Linked DNA regions of Homo sapiens: region 1 is linked to region 2. A link is an interaction called in ENCODE POLR2A ChIA-PET data of the cell type or tissue named here. Cell type or tissue: GM12878. All regions are shown on one strand. Links, peaks and the distances in the headings refer to the core of each region. The heading gives the core; the rest is flanking DNA.

Region 1 (9,256 bases), core at 3,847-6,346, 240 kb after region 2:
CAAAAAGGCTTCAAACTATAAGATACCAAGTACCTCAAAGGTTAGAGGAATAAAGCAGGATCAAAATCATGGAAACTGTTTGAAGTTAGAGCAGTGAGACCCCACCCCCCGCCCCCGCCAGCCTTTCCCTCCTCAAAGATAGGTTGTTACTTTCTCTACCCCATCCCAGCTCAGGAACACAAGGCACAGGACGGAGGATTAGGTAAAAGTCTGTGTTGTAGAATCCCTCATTCTCTTCTCCTTGCACTCTTGGTTCCCAGAATGGAGGAAAATAAACATAAAAACCTCGAGGTTGGCTACTCCTCTTTTGGATAGACTAACTCAAGAGAAAAGACTTTCTGAAACCTACGTTTGAAAGTTCTCCATCAAGAAAGCCACATAGCCATCTACCGCACAATCCTCCAAGTGCCAGTTTCATGCACACGCAGGGAGCTTCCAACCAAGTTTCAGTGCATTCTGCTTAGAATGAATGACTGAATAAATGTTCAGTCAAGAGGCATGAGACATCTGAGGAAAGGCTCCAAAATGAAAGAAAGAAACCATGCTCAACCTAAAAAACAATCTCTACAACAAAAAGGAACTTGAAGGAAATGTAGAGCCATGAAGAAGCAGAAGATAAAAGATAAGGTATTGGATCCATAAAACCAGAACAAATGCTAAAAACAAAAAAAAAATTCAAAGACAATTCAGACAACAAGAAAGAGCTGTCTTGGAAATTAAAGAATTAAATTGGCCGGGCGCAGTGGCTCACGCCTGTAATCCCAGCACTTTGGGAGGCTGAAGGCGGGCAGATCACAAGGTCAGGAGATCAAGACCATCCTGGCTAACACAGTGAAACCCCATCTCTACTAAAAATACAAAAAATTAGCCGGGCGTGGTGGCGGGCGCCTGTAGTTCCAGCTACTAGGGAGGCTGAGGCAGGAGAATGGCGTGAACCCGTGAGGCAGAGTTTGCAGTGAGCCAAGATCGTGCCACTGCACTCCAGCCTGGGCGACAGAGCGAGACTCCATCTCAAAAAAAAAAAAAAAAAAAAATTAAATTGAAGAATTGTGAAAGAAAAATCGAGAAGAGATAAGCAATATAGAAGACACGAAAACTGGGTAATCAATTCAGAAAGTCCAACATCTAATTATTAGAATTTCCCGTTACACTATTATGCTCCCAATAAAGTAAAACATATGGTTTCTGTTTTACCTGAATTGCCAGCAAATCTCAGAAATTTAAAAAACAGTACAGTGAGAAAAAACTCTGAATTCTTACACATTCTAGTGGAATAAAAAAGTAGAAGGAAAAAATCTAAAAGAAAAGGTAAATCCTGTTTGGGTGTGTGTATCTATGGGTATTTAAATATTCATTTTTATTTTGCATAATTTTTTCCCAGAAATTTTCCTTAGAAATCTAGAAATAGGAGTTCTGAAGCACAGGTTGTGGGGTTGCTCTAAATAGTATATATTTTTGACTACTTTCTAGTAGAGTCCAAAACATCAAGCTTCATAATGTTGAAAGCTAAGCAAATAACGGAAGTGATCACATACCTAATTAAAAACAAAATTTCAGATGTAAGTGAGTTTTTTGTTGTTGTTCTTTTGCCTTTGCCCTTTAGATTTTGATCAATTTTTATGGACATTAATGAGAGCTTAGAAACTCAACCAGACAAAATTATGGAGTCACATCACTGCAGATCAAAGCCTCTGGAGCAGGTAGAATGGTCCTTAATTATTAGCTTGCTGTTGCTATATAGCAATGCATTAAATAAGATGAAAGAAAACAGAGCTTACTTGGTAATTCATTTTCTTGACTTATAACCCACTGTGAAAATAATATCAATGAAAACCATCTCACCTTTGTTCTCTCTGAGTTTAACTTACAAAACTTCTGGGCGAGGCTCTTAGGCAACCTTTTCATTGGTTGGCAAGGCCAGGCATTGGTTTCCTTAAAAGAAAAGCTGAGTATTCTCTGTGTGTGGCAACAAGGTTCAAGACAGCTAGTCCTCAGTTATAATCCTTCTCAGGCAGGTGCACCCTCAGGGAGAATAATTAGCAAATTCATCTCATTTGAAAGTATATTTTACCATTTTGAAATCATTTGCGTCATCTTTGCTTTTAGCTCAGCTCTTTATTTCTCAGCACACATGTCAAGATCCCCATGCAGTGCAATGGGGGAAATTCCAAAGCAAATAGAAAAGCAGTCAGTATGCGCTGGTTTCTAGGACAGCAGTTCTGCTCTGTGACACCACCTCTCCCCTACTTGGTCTCAGAGCGGGGCTACTCAGCCCAGGTCTACCCTCATCCAGTTCACACCCAGCATCCAGGGACAGTCCATCCAGTCTGATGGGTTTACATCAGCTCTTCCCATATATTACTTCTACAACACTTGAGGTTCCCTTTGCCATCAATGCCACAGACTCAAACGCCTAGAACAGTGCAGGAGTTCTACGTCAGTGACCAAGTGCAGTGCCTATGCCTGGCGTGGTGAGGCAGCCCTTGCTCAGCTCCAGCCAGGGCAGCCATGCCAGAATGCAGGTTTACTTTCGCCAGATCTTATAATTCTTGAAAAGAAACTGGCAATTAAGAATTTTTTGGTAAACTCTGTCAATTTTTTATTTTTTAGTTTTTTTTTATTTAGAGGCAGGGTCTCACTACGTTGTCCAGGCTGGTCTTGAACTCTTGGCCTCAAGAAATCCTTCTGCCTCAGCCTCCTTGTAGCTAGGATTACAGGTGCAATCCACCCACCAAGTCTGGCGACTCCATTTTTTTTTTAATGTTTATGTTTTTTTGGTGGTTTTTAAATTTTGTTTTGTTTTTTGTTTGACACAGGATCTCACTCTCACCCAAGCTGGAGTGCAGTGGTGCAATCACAGCTCACTGCAGCCTTGATATCCCATTGCTCAGGTGTTTCTCCCACCTCAGCCTCCTGAGTAGCTGGGACTACTGGTACACACCACCATGCCTGGTTATTTTTTGTAAAGACAGGGTTTTGCCATGTTGTCCAGGCTGATCTGCAACTCCCGGTCTCGAGTAATCCACCCTCCTTGGCCTCCCAAAGTGGCTGTGATTACAGGCGTGAACAACCATGCCTGTCAACTCTCAATTTTTAAAGTATAGATTAACTCCTTTTAAAACACTGGCGAAGTGAAACTGAAGTGTCAGGCTGGATTTGGCCTCCAGGTTGGCCATTTCCAGGCTCTGTTCTAGGTTTCATGGGAGAATCATCCAAAAAAAAAAAAAAGATGGGGAGGGAATAGTTCATAGGTCCGTAGTCAAATACATCTGGAACTGCTGCACATTATACCCCTCTTAGATATTTGCGTTAGTACCTTACAGTCTTGTAGTTTTAAAACCACACGCACAAACAAATGTCTGTTTAATTCAGTGGTCCCCAAGTTTATTTAACCATCTAATTCATCCTTACTGAATACATTTTTGTCATTGACATTTTCCTTATGACTCTAACCTCAGAGGTGGACAAAGCTGTCAAATATCTGTAAGAATTTAGGTCCCAACAGGAAGATTATGAAAACAATTCAGTATAGAATGAAACAGAAAATAGATAGTTGAGTTTAATCCACCAATGCAGCAGATGAGGTGGGAGCTACCCATCTGTGGGGTCTGGAATGACACAGTAGTAGCTTGACAATTGAGTATCTCTTAACCTTGAGAAGATTTAGTGTTAAAAACAAAAATGCTTAAGAGACTCAAACCCTCCAGTATTAATATTTTTGTCTTATGAACTTGTATGAAATTGGTATTTCAATGTACTTGTTATGTGAAGATAATTTGGCATAATAAATAACAAAATAGTTTTGTGACTCTAATTTAAAATGAAGAATTGGATAATTAATTTAGATTTGTGATTTTAAGTTGAACTTTTATTGTTTTAAAATAGCACTGAATGAAATGTATTTAAAAGAGCTTAAGGTTCACCCTTGTCTATATGTTTAAATCATTATATTTGTAAGAATTACTAGTATTCTGGAAGCATTTTTGTTATCAAATAAAGTTTTTTAAAAGGAAATGAAACAAATTATAAATGCAGTTTAAAATGGTTAAAAAGGTTTCATTAAGCTTTGAATGGGATCAAACATTAATCCTTAAAAATTGTTGTCAGACAAAATAATGTCTGGAATTTGCTTTAAAATAGGCCGGGCATGGTGGCTCATGCCCATAATCCCAGCACTTTGGGAGGCCAAGGTGGGCAGATCATGTGAGGTCAGGAGTTTGAGACCAGCCTGGCCAATATGGTGAAACCCTGCCTCTACCAAAAATACAAAAATTACCTGGGTGTGATGGCAGACACCTGTAATCCCCGCTACTCAGGAGGCTGAGGCAGGAGAATCGTTTGAACCCAGGAGGTGGAGGTTGCAGTGAGCCAAGATCGCGCCACTGCATTCCAACCTGGGCAACAGAGCAAGACTGTGTCAAAATAATACAAAATAAATAAAATACTATAAAATAAGTCCCCATCCGCATGTTGGCCAGGCTGGTCTTCAACTCCTGACCTCAGTTGATCTGCCCACCTCAGCTTCCCAAAGGGCTGGGAATACAGGCATGAAGTACCATGCCCAGCCAATGGGAGTTTAAATTAAACAAGATTAGCCATGAGCTGGGAATTTTTTATGCTAGGTGATGAGTACATGGAGAGTTGTAATGTTCTATACACCATTTTTGTGTATATCTAAAATTGCTTATAATACAATTTTTAAAATAATTGTTAAAATTAGCCACATCAAAAAATATAATATTTGTAATAAGATGCTAGGCGTTTTACAACAGGCAACAGTGCTCATTAAATGCATGCATTGAATGAATGAATGAATGAATGAATGAATGAAAGAATGACACGACATGACAACTCTGTAAAGTGAGGTATTGTCATTCCCTTTTCACAGATACAAAAACCAAAACCAAAACTAAGGCCATCTGAAGTTAAGGCAGTTGCCCTTGATTTCCTGACTGTTAGCTCTGTGAAGGTGAAAACTGTGTATTTAAGTAAACATTACAACATGTGAAACCATGAATTTCAAAGATCTGAGGTAGAGAATGAAGTCATGTCCCAATAGAAACCCGAGTTTCTGCAATGAAAATTTTCATCTCATTTATCATTCATTTCCAAAACACAAATCTTCCCATCTTCTCTGAGGACCTATGCCTGCCTCCAAACAAAAGGAATAGCATTAAGATACTGAATGGAATCATGCATTGAATCACAAGAAGGTGGCCCTGAGCAGCAAAACAAAATGTATTCTTCATCTGCTCAGAAATAACTAATTTAGGAAACGGTGCGGGAACACTCATACCCGTTTGCAGCTAATGGTTTATTTTTAGGGAATTAAAAATATTTGTAAGTCAAAGCAGAAACTGCTCTTTTGCTGCCTTGTAACTTTCTCCAGCTCTAATGTAGCGTGCTCACTAAGAAGCAGAGAACACTTGAGGGATGCCCTTAGTGGGTGTTAGAAAAACCTCGTTTTCTATTTGAGCAAAACTCAAGAAAGTCTATCAGGGTAACAGGCCGCAAGGCTATGGCTATGGATAAGGAAAAGAGTGTTGTGGAACAAAAGCTCCTAGTTTTATCACCATAAAACCATAAAATGTTCAAGTGGATTTGAAACCTTTATTAAGAGCCTCTCATACCTGGTAAGTGATCCCTTCACACAGAATAAGCAACCCATCTGATAATTTTTAAATATTTACCCAGCACTGGAGGTAAGTGAGAGGTGGCAGTTGTTAGGGACAAGAGGAAGGTTAAGTTTTTTTTTTTTTTTAAGTGTCACTCTTGCCTTAGAAGAAGGAAAGAAAATAATAGGCAGGTTCTCTTATATCAATCACCTAAGAGTCGCACTGTAAGAAGCAACAATCTCTCCTTGTCTCCACCATCGCCTCGGCAGCCGTGAAGCAGTAATCATGCGTGACCGCATCTCCATCTCATTGGCCAGGCTGGTGTCCAGGTTGGCAATGCCTGCTGGGAGCCCTACTGCCTGGAACATGGCATCCAGCCCAATGGCCAGATGCCAAGTGACAAGACCACTCGGGGAGGAGATGACTCCTTCAACAGCTTCTTCAGTGAGACGGGCTCCGGCAAGCATGTGCCCAGGGCAGTGTTTCTAGACCTGAAACCCATGGTAATTGATGATGAAGTTTGCACTGGCACCTACAACCAGCTCTTCCACCCTGAGCAGCTCATCACAGGCAAGGAAGATGCTTCCAGTAACTATGCCTGAAGGCACTACACCATTGGCCAGGAGATCACTGACCTCGTTTTGGACCAAATTTGTAAACTGGCTGAACAGTGCATGGATCGCCAAGGCTTCTTGTTTTTCCACAGCTTTGGTGAAGGAATTGGTTCTGGGTTCACCTCCCCGCTCATGGAACAACTCCCGGTTGATTACGGCAAGAAGTCCAAGCTGCAGTTCTCCATTTACTCACCACCCCAGGTTTCCACAGCTGTAGTTGAGCCCTACAACTCCATCCTCACCTCCCACACCACCCTGGAGCACTCTGATTGTGTCTTCATGGTAGACAATGAGGCCACTTATGATATCTGGCATAGAACCTTGATACTGAACGCCCAACCTATACTAAACTGAATAGGTTGATAGGTCAAATTGTGTCCTCCATCACTGCTTCCCTGAGATTTGATGGAGTCCTGAATGTTGATCTGACAGAATTCCAGACCAAGCTGGTGGCCTATCCCCCCATCCACTTCCGTCTGGACACATATGCCCTGTCATCTCTGCTGAGAAAGCCTACCATGAAACAGCTTTCTGTAGCAGAGACTGCCAGTGCTTGCTTTCAGCCTGCCAACCAGATGATGAAATGTGAGCCTTGCCATGGTAAATACATGGCTTGCTGCCTGTTTTACCGTGGTGACATGGTTCTCAAAGACGTCAATGCTGCCATTGCCACCATCAATCAAGACCAAGTGTATCATCTAATTTGTGGTTTGGTGCCCCCTGGCTTCAAGGTTGGCATTAACTGCCAGCCCTCCCACTGTGGTGACTGGTGGAGACCTGGTCAAGACACAGAGAGCTGTGTGCATGCTGAGCAATACCACAGCCATTGCTGAGGCCTGGGCTCACCTGGACCACAAGTTTGACTTGAATGTATGTCAAGAGTGCTTTTGTTCACTGGTACGTGGGTGAGAGAAGGGAGGAAGGAGAGTTTTCTGAGGCCAGTGAGGACATGACTGCCCTTGAGAAGGATTATAAGGAGGTTGGTGTGGATTCTGTTGAAGGAGAAGGTGAGGAAGAAAGAGAGGAATACTAAAGTGAAAACGTCACAAAGGTGCTGCTTTTACAGGGAAGCTTATTCTGTTTTAAACATTGAAAAGTTGTGGTCTGATCAGTTAATTTTTATGTAGCAGTGTATGCTCTAATATACAACTACTGACCTATGCTTTAAAACATGAATGCTTTTGCAGACCCAGACTGTCCATTTCTGTGATGGGTTTTAAAAACAATAATAATAATAAATGTTTTTTAAAAGTGAACAAATATGTAGTAACAATCTGAACTAACAGAATAAATAATACTTTTAAAAAATCTTCATATATATGGAGATTTAATATGTAATAGAGGTGGCATTTGAGACCACTGGGAAAAGGTAAACGATTCAATATTATGATGCTTGCAGGGGCTAAACCAAGAGATGGCTTCAGCTTTCACACCACCACAAATTCTTCATTAGCCCTCATTCTTTGACACACATAAGAAAATTATACATTTATAAATATAGATATATAGATATAGATAGAGGAAGAGATAACTAGAGTTTCACTCTGTCACTCAGGCTGGACTGCAGTAATGAGAGGATGGCTCACTGCAGCCTCGATCTCCTGGACCCAAGCAATCCACCCAACTCAGTCTCCTGAGTAGCTGCGACAACAAGCTTGTGCCAACATGCCCAGCTAATTTTTTATTTTTTGTAGAGATGGTGTCTCACTATGTCGCCCAGGCTGGTGTTGAACTCCTGAGCTCAAGTGATCCCCCAGCCTCAGCCTCTCAAAATCCTGGGATTATAGGTGTGAGCCACAGCATCCAGCCAAGAAAATAATATATTTTTTGATTAGTGTAAAGTGCCATGCAAATACAGAGGCTCATGCCTCTTCTAGTAATATTACTATTCCAAGACACACCCATATAGAAATGCTGGAGTCACTACTGGGTGTCAGGACAGACCATGTGCATATGCACGTAGTGCGTACTTGTACATGCACAAAAAAAAGCTCTGGTAAAATGCAGATTGAACTAGTGGGTGACAAATGGGGAAGGAGTGTGAGGTACAGAATTGGGGAGGAGTGAAAATGACGGTGATGGGGGTTGTTATCCCCCCTTCATCTGTTCTTTCTTCTATAGCAGTGGTTCTCAACCTTAACCTGCATGAAAATCACCAGAGAGCATTCAAAAAATGCAGAAGTCTAGGCCCTGCCCCCCAAATATTGTGATTGAATTGGCCTGTGGAGTGGGAGGTGTCTATTTGTTTAAGTTTTCCAGGTGATTCTGTTGTGCAGCCAAACTTGAAAACCACTATTTTATAACAGAGAAGTTTTAGCTGGGCACATTGCTATCCAACTGAGGACTGTATTTCCCAGTTTTGGCTATAGTTTAGTTTGGCCATGTATCTGAGTTCCAGTCATGGGCTGTGAGCACAAGTGACATACGTGACTGCCATGTTGTGACCTTTAAAAAAAGAAGCATGACCTCTCGCCTCTTCCTTCTTCCCATCTTCCTGCTAGCTAGAATGTGGACACAGTGGGGTAAATGGAAACAGCCACCTTGGACCAAGATGGAAGCCATGTGCTGAGAATTGCAGAGCCACCGAGAAGGAGCCTAAACCCATCACTACACAGTCACCAGATCAACCCAGGATTGCTACCTTGTATATTATGATGTGAGAGATATAAGATTCTATCTTCTTTAAGCCTTTATTGTTTCAACTTTTGTTATGGCAACCCAATGTTTGTGCAAGAGGGCTTTCATTTCTTACTCCATTTGTTTCTGGGTTGTTTGAAGGTTTTATAACATGTATAACTAGTTTTATAACTTGAAATTTATATGTAATTGGTATCTGTTTATCTATAGGTAAAGGTAGAGATATTTCAAAGGAAGTCTTCGCTCTTAAAGAAAAAAAAAAAGAGGCTAAAATTAGGCTGGGCTTGGTGGCTCACACCTGTAATCCCAGCACTTTGGGAGGCCAAGGTGGGTAAATCACGAGGTCAGGAGTTCGAGACCCTGGCCAACATAGTGAAACCCCATCTCTAC
Region 2 (9,256 bases), core at 1,942-4,441:
TGGATAAGGGCATTTATTTTTAGTTGAAAGGGACATTTTATCAACTTTAAAGTTATATGCATTAAATATTTAAATATGTTGACTTCTTTATCCATTCAGGTGTTGAATGTTTGTTTTCTAAAGGAGACAATGATTCATAATTTGTGACACTGTAAATCCTGAGGTTTATAGAAAGGATTCATGACTTTGTAATGGAGGTATGTTTTGCATTTTTTGTATTTTGGTCACATCTCTTGGTTGAGAGTACCTGGAAATCATTATTTCCAGATCCTGGAAGAATCTATAGAAAATAATCCATCTTAATGCTTTAGAGAACAATTTTCATTATTGCAAATGATCAAGAATGAGCATTGTTGTAGACTCCATTATCATTTAAAAAATAGTTGTTATCTGCAAAGTAAGTACGCTTCACATAAGGAATCTGCATAAGTTATTTCTTGTGTCTATTATTACATAACTATGAACAAATTGTTATGTTATACAATAAATTTGATTTATGAGATTGGATGTAATTTTATTAATACCAATTAGTGTTATATATTTAATGTGCATATTAATATATATTTATAATGTTATACCTTTTTTATTACCTTTTTAAAATTACACTTTTAAGAGACTGACTTTAACAATCAAGTATGAGTTGTTTAATTACTCCTGGCTTTAACTTTTCAAAGTAGCTTTATTGGTTTTATGGTCATAACAGTAAGACATCGAAATTTTTCAAAAATTCAAAAAAGGAAAAAAAGTAATGATTACATTTGTAAGCCCACCGCTGAGAAACAAACCAAATAAACAGTCTTCCAGATTTTTTAATAGACCTGTATATATTTTTTAACAAAAATGTAATTTTTTACATATTATTTTATAGGTTATCTTTTAAATTTGAATACTTAATGAACATCTTTCTATTTCAGTAAATATGAGAATAAGTATTTTTTAATGGCTGCATATTTGTGGAATTTATTTCACTAGTGCCATATTTCAGACATATACATTATTTTAAAATTTTTCTTGTAAACAATGCTATGCTGAATATTCATATATAGCTGTTCATATTTATCTAATTATTTCCTTATTTTCCTGGAATTGGAAATGTAGCATCAAAAGTGTTTGCTTATTTTTTGTGGTTTTTGATAAATAGTCAAATTGACCACGAGAAAGTTTATACCAATTTACATTCTTGCCAATAATCTTTGAGAGTGATCATTATTTCCCTACTCCTACTATCACAGAGTATTAGTAATCTTTTGTCAGTCTTACATTGAAATCTCATTGTTATAATTTGAATTCAACTGATTACTAATAAGATTGAAATCTTTTCATATTTTTTGACACTTTGTATTTCTTTTCCAAATTGTCTTTTTATGTACATTGCCCACATTATTATTGGGATGCTTATTTCTGTATTAATTTTAAGAGCCCTTAATACATTAGGGCTACTAATCTTTCTCTGTCATAAATGTTCTAAATTTCCTCCATTTATTTGTCTTTAACTTTGCCATGCAGAAACTTTATTGTGTAGTCATGCCTATCAGATTTTTAAAAATAATTTTGAGCTCTTCTAGCTAAAAGCTTTACATTATTATATAGTCATTCCTATCAGATTTTTTAAAATATTTTTGGGCTCCTCTAGTTAGCTGGACTATGTAGAATTCTGTTGACAAATTCATATAAGTATCCCAAATTTGATAACCCAGTTGATCACAAAAGCTATCTAACCATGGAAGTTTTCCAGGCAGCTAGTCAACCAAATTGATTCCCTTTCTTAATTTAATCAGAGAAAGAGTCTATATTGTAAAACATGGGGTGTGACGTTTTAAAATCTAAAGTTGTTTATATAAAATTACATTATACAGACTGAAAGTTGATTATCCAAACTAGGTTTTGTCTGATGATTGATTTTCTTCAGTGGTATTTAGTAATTATAGCCTTTTCTACCTAGTGATTACCGATATGGACAGGTCATTTCCTGTTCAATGTAATATATTTGGGAGGTTCCTCTTCCAATCTATTGTGAAGGAAGATAGAACCCATGTTCATCTATACAGATGTTCCTTTACTTATGATGGTGTCCATGTCCTGATAAACCCATCGTAAGTCAAAAATTACATAAGTTGAAAATACATTAACGCCCACAAACCCACTGTAGAGTCAAAAAAATAATAAATTGAACCATCGTAGGTTGAAACCATCTGTATATACTGAAAAGGCCACATACTCTTCTGTCTTCTCCAGCCTTGCAGCTTGAGTGTGGTCATATGACCTAGACTTAGCCAATCAGACACATACTTTACCTCGCTCCGAATTTTGTATTGAGAGCAAGAAACAAATACTGCCAAGAATCTTTTATAGCAGCAGCAGACAAGGCAGCACTGGCAGCAATGCCATTGGAAATACCTGGTGACAGGAGTTTGGTCAGTGCAAGCTGGGCTTGGTGGCAGGGAGATCTTCATCGGACCAGTTGTCTGGTGTCCTTTTTTTTTTTTTTTTTTTTTTGAGACGGAGTCTCACTCTGTTGCCAGGCTGGAGTGTAGTGGCGCATTCTGCTCACTGCAACCTCCGCCTCCTGGGTTCAAGCGATTCTTCTGCCTCAGCTTCCCAAGTAGCTGGGATTACAGGCACACGCCATCATGCCCAGCTAAATTTTTTGTATTTTGTTTTTAGTAGAGATGGGGTTTCACGGTGTTGGTCAGGCTGGTCTTGAACTCCTGACCTCATGATCCGCCCACCTCGGCCTCCCAAAGTGCTGGGATTACAGGCGTGAGCCACCGCCCCCGGCCTGTGTCTGGTGTCATTTTAACTGAAGTTCTTGAGGGATAGTTTCAAAGCCTGGTTTTCAAAACCTGACAAGTCTGTGATTTCCCAATTTCCTTATTTGTTGTTGTTGTTGTTTTTCAGACAGGGTCTTACCCTGTCATTTAGGCTGGAGTGCAGTAGGGCGATCGTAGTTTTTTACTGCAGCTTCAAAATCCTAGACGCATGTGATCCTTCTACCTTAGCCTCCTGAGTAACTAGGACTACAGGTGTACACCACCACGCCTGGCTTTTTTTTTTTTTTTTTCTAGTACAGACAGTCTGTGTTGCCCAGGTTGGTTTCAAACTCCTGGCCTCAAGCAATCCTCCTGCCTTGGCCTCCCAAAGTGCTGGGATTACAGGTGGGAGCTACCACTCCTGGCCTCAAAAATTTTAATATTTTTTTTTTTTTACTTATACAAAACTGTTTTTGCCCTTCCTTGCACTTGGAACCATAGCTGATAACGAGATCTGGGTCAAATATTACATCATTCCTCTACCAATTCAGAATTATGTACACATTTCTCCCCACCATATACGTACTGGGTCTGGTTCTCGATTTTGTATTCACCTTTATGTACTCACATTATGCTACTTTTTTTTCAAAAGTTTATTAGCATGTACTCTTTCAAATGAAATTTAAAATTATTTTGTGAAGTTCCTAGAAGAAAATCCCTTTATGATTTTGATTAAAATTGCATTAAATTTATAGATTAATTTGGAGAGAATAACACCATCAGTGTTGTCTTCTTATGCAAAAAAAAAAAAAAAAAAAAAAAAAAAAAGGTCTGGCTTTTGTATCAGTTAGGATCCATCAAAGAAGCAGAACTACTTTGTGAGCTAAAGACCTATGGAATTGTGGGAGGTGGCAGAGCGGTCTGCAGACTTGCCTCTGAGTCTCTTGTTCAGCCTGAAGTTGCTGCAGATCTACTAGACTGGCAGTCAGACAGGGATACTGGATGTGGATGAGAGAAAAGACAAACTGAAACCCTTGGGAACAAAACGGAACCTGCATCAGCCTCTCACCAACCCTAGTTTTGATGCTTGAGTAACCTGCAGGAGAGGATGACACTTTCGATGTCAGAGCTGCACTTGTGGGCCCAGGATTTGGAGAAGTGGAGAGAAGGTCTGATGGGAGTTGAAGGAGCTGCAGGTCCAGCTTCTTCCCCATGCCAGCAAGGTGAGCTAACAGATCGGCAGCACATGCAAACTTCACAGTGTGCTCTCCATTGACCTTCACGGTGTAAAAAATATGACTTGCTTCATTTGTGAGTTCCATATAATGTCTCCTATAGCCAACAGTACCCAGAACTATATAAGGAAGGGAATTCTGGGAAATGTTTTTAAGTCCGAGTTAGCTGAGTTGATACAGTACAAAGCCATTAGAGCTCTAGTTAACTGATCTTTTTCATCTTTTAATAGAGTTTTGTTGTTTCATTCTTGCTATTTTAATTCTTGGCATTTTGAGTTGCTGTTGTGAATGTTCATTTTCCCATCTTATGATTATTGCTATTATATTGAAAAATTGTTTTAGTTCATACCTTGAACTAACCACATTTTTCAACTTAAATTCCAACAGTTTTCTGTTGGTTCTCTTGGGTAGGCAGTCATTTCACCTGCAAACTAATGTAATTATCTTTTCCTTCCTGATAATGTAATGATACATTTTCTTCCCTCCCTCTCCTGCCTTTATTCTTTTTCCTCATTACATTGATTAAAACCGCCAAAACGATGTTATAATAGCTATACTGTTTCTGACTTTTTTTTAAATTATACTTTAAGTTCTGGGGTACATGTGCAGAATGTGCAGGTTTGTTGCATAGGTATACACGTGCCATGGTGGTTTGCTGCACCCATCAACCTGTCATCTACATTAGGTATTTCTCCTAATGCTATCCCTCCCCTAGCCCCCCACCCACCTATAGGCCCTGGTATTCCCCTCCCTGTGTACCCTCTCTGTGTCCATGTGTTCTCATTGTTCAACTTCCACTTATGAGTGAGAACATGCGGTGTTTGGTTTTCTGTTCTGTTAGTTTGCTGAGAATGATGGTTTCCAGCTTCATCCATGTCCCTGCAAAGGACATGAGTTCATTCTTTTTTATGGTTGCATAGTATTCTGTGGTGTATATGTGCCACATTTTCTTTATCCAGTCTATCACTGATGGGCATTTCGTTCCAAGCCTTTGCTATTGTAAACAGTGCCACAATAAACATACGTGTGCATGAGTCTTTATAGTAGAATGATTTATAACCCTTTGGGTATATACCCAGGAATGGGATTGCTGGATCAAATGGTATTTCTAGTTCTAGATCCTTGAGGAATCGCCACACTGTCTTCCACATTGGTTGAACTAATTTACACTCCCACCAACAGTGTAAAAGCGTTCCTATTTCTCCACATCCTCTCCAGCATCTGTTGTTTCCTGACTTTTTAATGATCGCCATTCTAACTGGCGTGAGATGTGGTTTTGATTTGCATATCTCTAATGACCAGTGATGATGAGCCTTTTTTCATTTTTTTTTTTTTTTTTTTTGAGACAGAGTTTTGCTCTTGTTGCCCGGGCTGGAGTGCAATGGCGTGATCTTGGCTCACCACAACCTCTGCCTGCTGGATTCAAGCAATTCTCCTGCCTCATCCTCCCGAGTAGCCGGGATTACAAGCATGCACCACCACGCTTGGCTAATTTTGTATTTTTAGTAGAGATGGGATTTCTCCGTGTTGGTCAGGCTGGTCTCGAACTCCCGACCTCAGGTGATCCACCTGCCTCAGCCTCCCAAAGTGCTGGGATTACAGGCGTGAGCACCACGCCTGGCAAATGTCTTCTTTTGAGAAGTGTCTGTTCATATCCTTCACCCACTTTTTGATGGGGTTGTTTGCTTTTTTCTTGTAAATTGGTTTCTCTGTAGATTCTGGATATTAGCCCTTTTTCAGTTGGATAGATTGCAAAAAATTTTCTCCCAGTCTGTAGGTGGCCTGTTCGCTCTGATGATCGTTTCTTTTGCTGTGTAGAAGCTCTTTCGTTTAATTAGATCTCATTTGTCTATTTTGGCTTTTGTTGCCATTGCTTTTGGTAACAAAAGACGAAGTCTTTGCCCATGCCTGTGTCCTAAATTGCCTAGGTTTTCTTCTTGGGTTTTTATGGTTTTAGGTCTTACGTTTAAGTCTTTAATCCATCTTGAGTTAATTTTTGTATAAGGTGTAAGGAAGGGATCCAGTTTCAGCTTTCTGCATATGGCTAGCCAGTTTTCCCAACACCATTTATTAACTAGGAATTCCTTTCCCCATTGCTTTTTTTTGTCAGATTTGTCAAAGATCAGATGGTTGTAGATGTGTGGTGTTATTTCTCAGGCCTCTGTTCTGTTCCATTGATCTATATATCTGTTTTGGTACCAGTACCATGCTGTTTTTGTTACTGTAGCCTTGTAGTATAGATTGAAGTCAGGTCACGTGATGCCTCCACCTTTGTTCCTTTTGCTTAGGATTGTCTTGGCTATTTATGCATGCTGTTTTTTGGTTCCATGTGAAATTTAAAGTTGTTTTTTCCAATTTTGTGAAGGAAGTCAATGGTAGCTTGATGAGGATAGCATTGAATCTGTAAATTACTTTGGGCAGTATGGCCATTTTCATGATATTCATTCTTCCTATCCATGAGCATGGAATGTTTTTCCATTTGTTTGTGTCCTCTCTTATTTCCTTGATCAGTGAGTGGTTTGTAGCTCTCCTTGAAGAGGTCCTTCATATCCCTTGTAAGTTGTATTCCTAGGTATTTTATTCTCCTTGTAGCAATTGTGAATGGGAGTTCACTCATGATTTGGCTCTCTGTTTGTCTGTTATTGGTGTATAGGAATGCTTGTGATTTTTGCGCATTGATTTTGTATCCTGAGACTTTGCTGAAGTTGCTTATCAGCTTAAGGAGATTTTGGGCTGAGACGATGGGGTTTTCTAATTATACAATCATGTCATCTGCAAACAGAGACAATTTGACTTCCTCTTTCCCTAATTGAATACCCTTTATTTCTTTCTCTTGCCTGATTGCCCTGGCCAGAACTATGTTGAATGTACAATTAAGTTATTATTCACTGTAGTTACCCTGTTGTGCTATCAAGTACTAGGTCTTACTCATTCTTTCTATTTTTTTTTTTTTTTTTTTTTTGTGACACGGAGTCTCGCTCTGTAGTCCAGGCTGGAGTGCAGTGGCGTGATCTCGTCTTGCTGCAACCTCCGCCTCCTGGGTTCGAGTGATTCTCCTGCCTCAGCCTCCTGAGTAGCTGGGATTACAGGTGCACGCCACCACACCCGGCTAATTTTTGTATTTTTTGTAGAGACAGGGTTTCACTGTGGTGATCAGGCTGGTCTTGAACTCCTGACCTTGTGATCCGCCCACTTCGGCCTCCTGAAGTGCTGGGATTACAGGTGTGAGCCACCGTGCCCGGCCTTCTGTTTTTTTAGTACCCATAAACCATCCCCACCTCCCCCTGCTGACCCCCCACCACCCTTCACAGCCTCTGGTAATGATCCTTCTACTCTCTATGTCCACGAGTTCAATTGTTTTGATATTTAGATCCCACAAATAAGTGAGAATATGTGATATTTGTGTTTCTGTGTCTGGCTTATTTCACTTAGCAAAATGTTCTCCAGTTCCATCCATGTTGTTGCAAATAACTGGATCTCATTCTTTCTTATGGCTGAATAGTAGTCCATTGTGAATATGCACCATATTTTCTTTATCCATTCATATGTTGATAGACCCTTAGGTTGCTTCCACATCTTAGCTATTGTAAACAATGCTGCAACAAACATAGGAGTGTAGATATCTCTTTGATATACTGATTTCCTTTCTTTTCGGTATATACCCAGCAGTGGGATTGCTGGATCATATGGTAGTTCAATTTTTAGTTTTTTGAGGAACGTTCAAATTGTTCTCCATAGTGGCTGTACTAATTTACATTCCCACCAAGAGAGTACAAGGTTTCCCTTTTCTGCACATCCTCTTCATCATTTGTTATTGCCTGTCTTTTGGATATAAGCCATTTTAACTGGGGGAGATGATACCTCATTATAGTTTTGATTTGCATTTCTCTGATGATCAAAAATACTGAGCACCTTTACATATGCCTGTTTGCCATTTCTATGTCTTCATTTGAGAAATGTCTATTCAAATATTTTGCCCATTTTTTATTAGATTATTGTATTTTTTTTCCTATAGAGCAGTTTGAGCACTTACGTATTTTGGTTATTATTCCTTTGTCAGATGGGTAATTTGCAAATATTTTTTCCCGTTCTCTGTGTTTTTTTCTTCACTTTACTGATTGTATCCTTTGTGCAGAAGCATTTTAACCTGATGTGATCCCATTTGTCCATTTTTGTTTTGGTTACCTGTGCTTGAGGGATATTGGTCAAGAAATTTTTGCCCACATCAATGTCGTGGAGATTTTCCCCAATGTTTTCTTGTAGTAGTTTAATAGTTTGAAGTATAGATTTAAGTTTTTAATCCATTTTGATTTGATTTTTGTATATGGTGTGAGATAGGGGTCTACTTTCATTCTTCTGCATATAGATATCTAGTTTTCCCATTACCATTTGTTGAATAGACTGTCTTTTCCCCAGTGTATGTTCTTGGCACCTTTGTCAAAAATTAGTTCGCTATAGGTGTGCAGATTTGTTTCTTGGTACTCTTTTCTGTTTCATTGGCTGATGTGTCTGTTTTTATGTCAGAACCATGCTGTTTTGGTTACTATAGCTCTGTAGTATAATTTGAAATCAGGTAATGTGATTCTTCCAGTTTTGTTCTTTTTGCTTAGGATAGCTTTGGGTATTCTGGGCCTTTTGTGGGTCCATATAAATTTTAGGATTTTTTTTTTTTCTGTTTCTGTGAAGAATGTCATTAGTATTTTGATAGGGATTGCATTGAATCTATAGATTGCTTTGGGTATTATGGACATTTTAACAATATTGATTCCTCCAGTCCATGAACATGGATAATTTTTCAATTTTTTGGTGTCCTCTTCAATTTCTTTCTTCACTGTTTTATACTTTCCATTATAGAAATCTTTCACTTCTTTGGTTAATTCCTAGGTATTTAATTTTATGTGTGGCTATTATAAGTGGAATTACTTTAAAAATTTCTGTTTCACATTGTTCAATATTGTCATATTGAAATGCTAGTGACTTTTGTATGTTGCTTTTGTATCCTGCAACTTTACTGAAGTTGTTTATCTTCTCTCTTTTATCTTCCCTCTTTTTTTCTTAGTCTGGCTAAAGTTTTGCCAATTTTGTTTAACTTTTAAAAAAACCAACCTTGTGTTTCATTGATCTTTTGTATTTTTTTATTTCAATTTTATTTATTTATTCTCTGATCTTTATTATTTCTTTTCTTCTACTAATTTTGGGCTTGGTTTGCTCATGCTTTTCTAGTTTAATAGTTTTAATAGTTTTCTTGTCGCGTCTTTAGGTTTTTCCAAA

What was found. Peaks named below come from ENCODE experiments on the same cell type or tissue, not always from the same donor. Only the 100,000 strongest peaks of a DNase experiment are listed, where the experiment ranks them.
Region 1: POLR2A ChIA-PET joins it to region 2 with 7 read pairs; 7 of 35 experiments call an interaction of 5 or more read pairs at or near these places.

What each region holds. Positions count from the first base shown.
Region 1 is chr5:43,229,818-43,239,073 of GRCh38, reverse strand. The region is part of intron 1 of NIM1K (NIM1 serine/threonine protein kinase); the gene reads right to left. It also overlaps the pseudogene TUBAP14. Among named protein-coding and RNA genes, the nearest start is that of NIM1K, 42 kb to the right of the region's middle. In GM12878, for the core only: no CTCF peak of the experiment used is centred there; a DNase peak (open chromatin) is centred at 4,951.
Region 2 is chr5:43,470,831-43,480,086 of GRCh38, reverse strand. All of the region lies in intron 1 of TMEM267 (transmembrane protein 267), which reads left to right. Among named protein-coding and RNA genes, the nearest start is that of TMEM267, 8.4 kb to the left of the region's middle. In GM12878, for the core only: no CTCF peak of the experiment used is centred there; no DNase peak of the experiment used is centred there.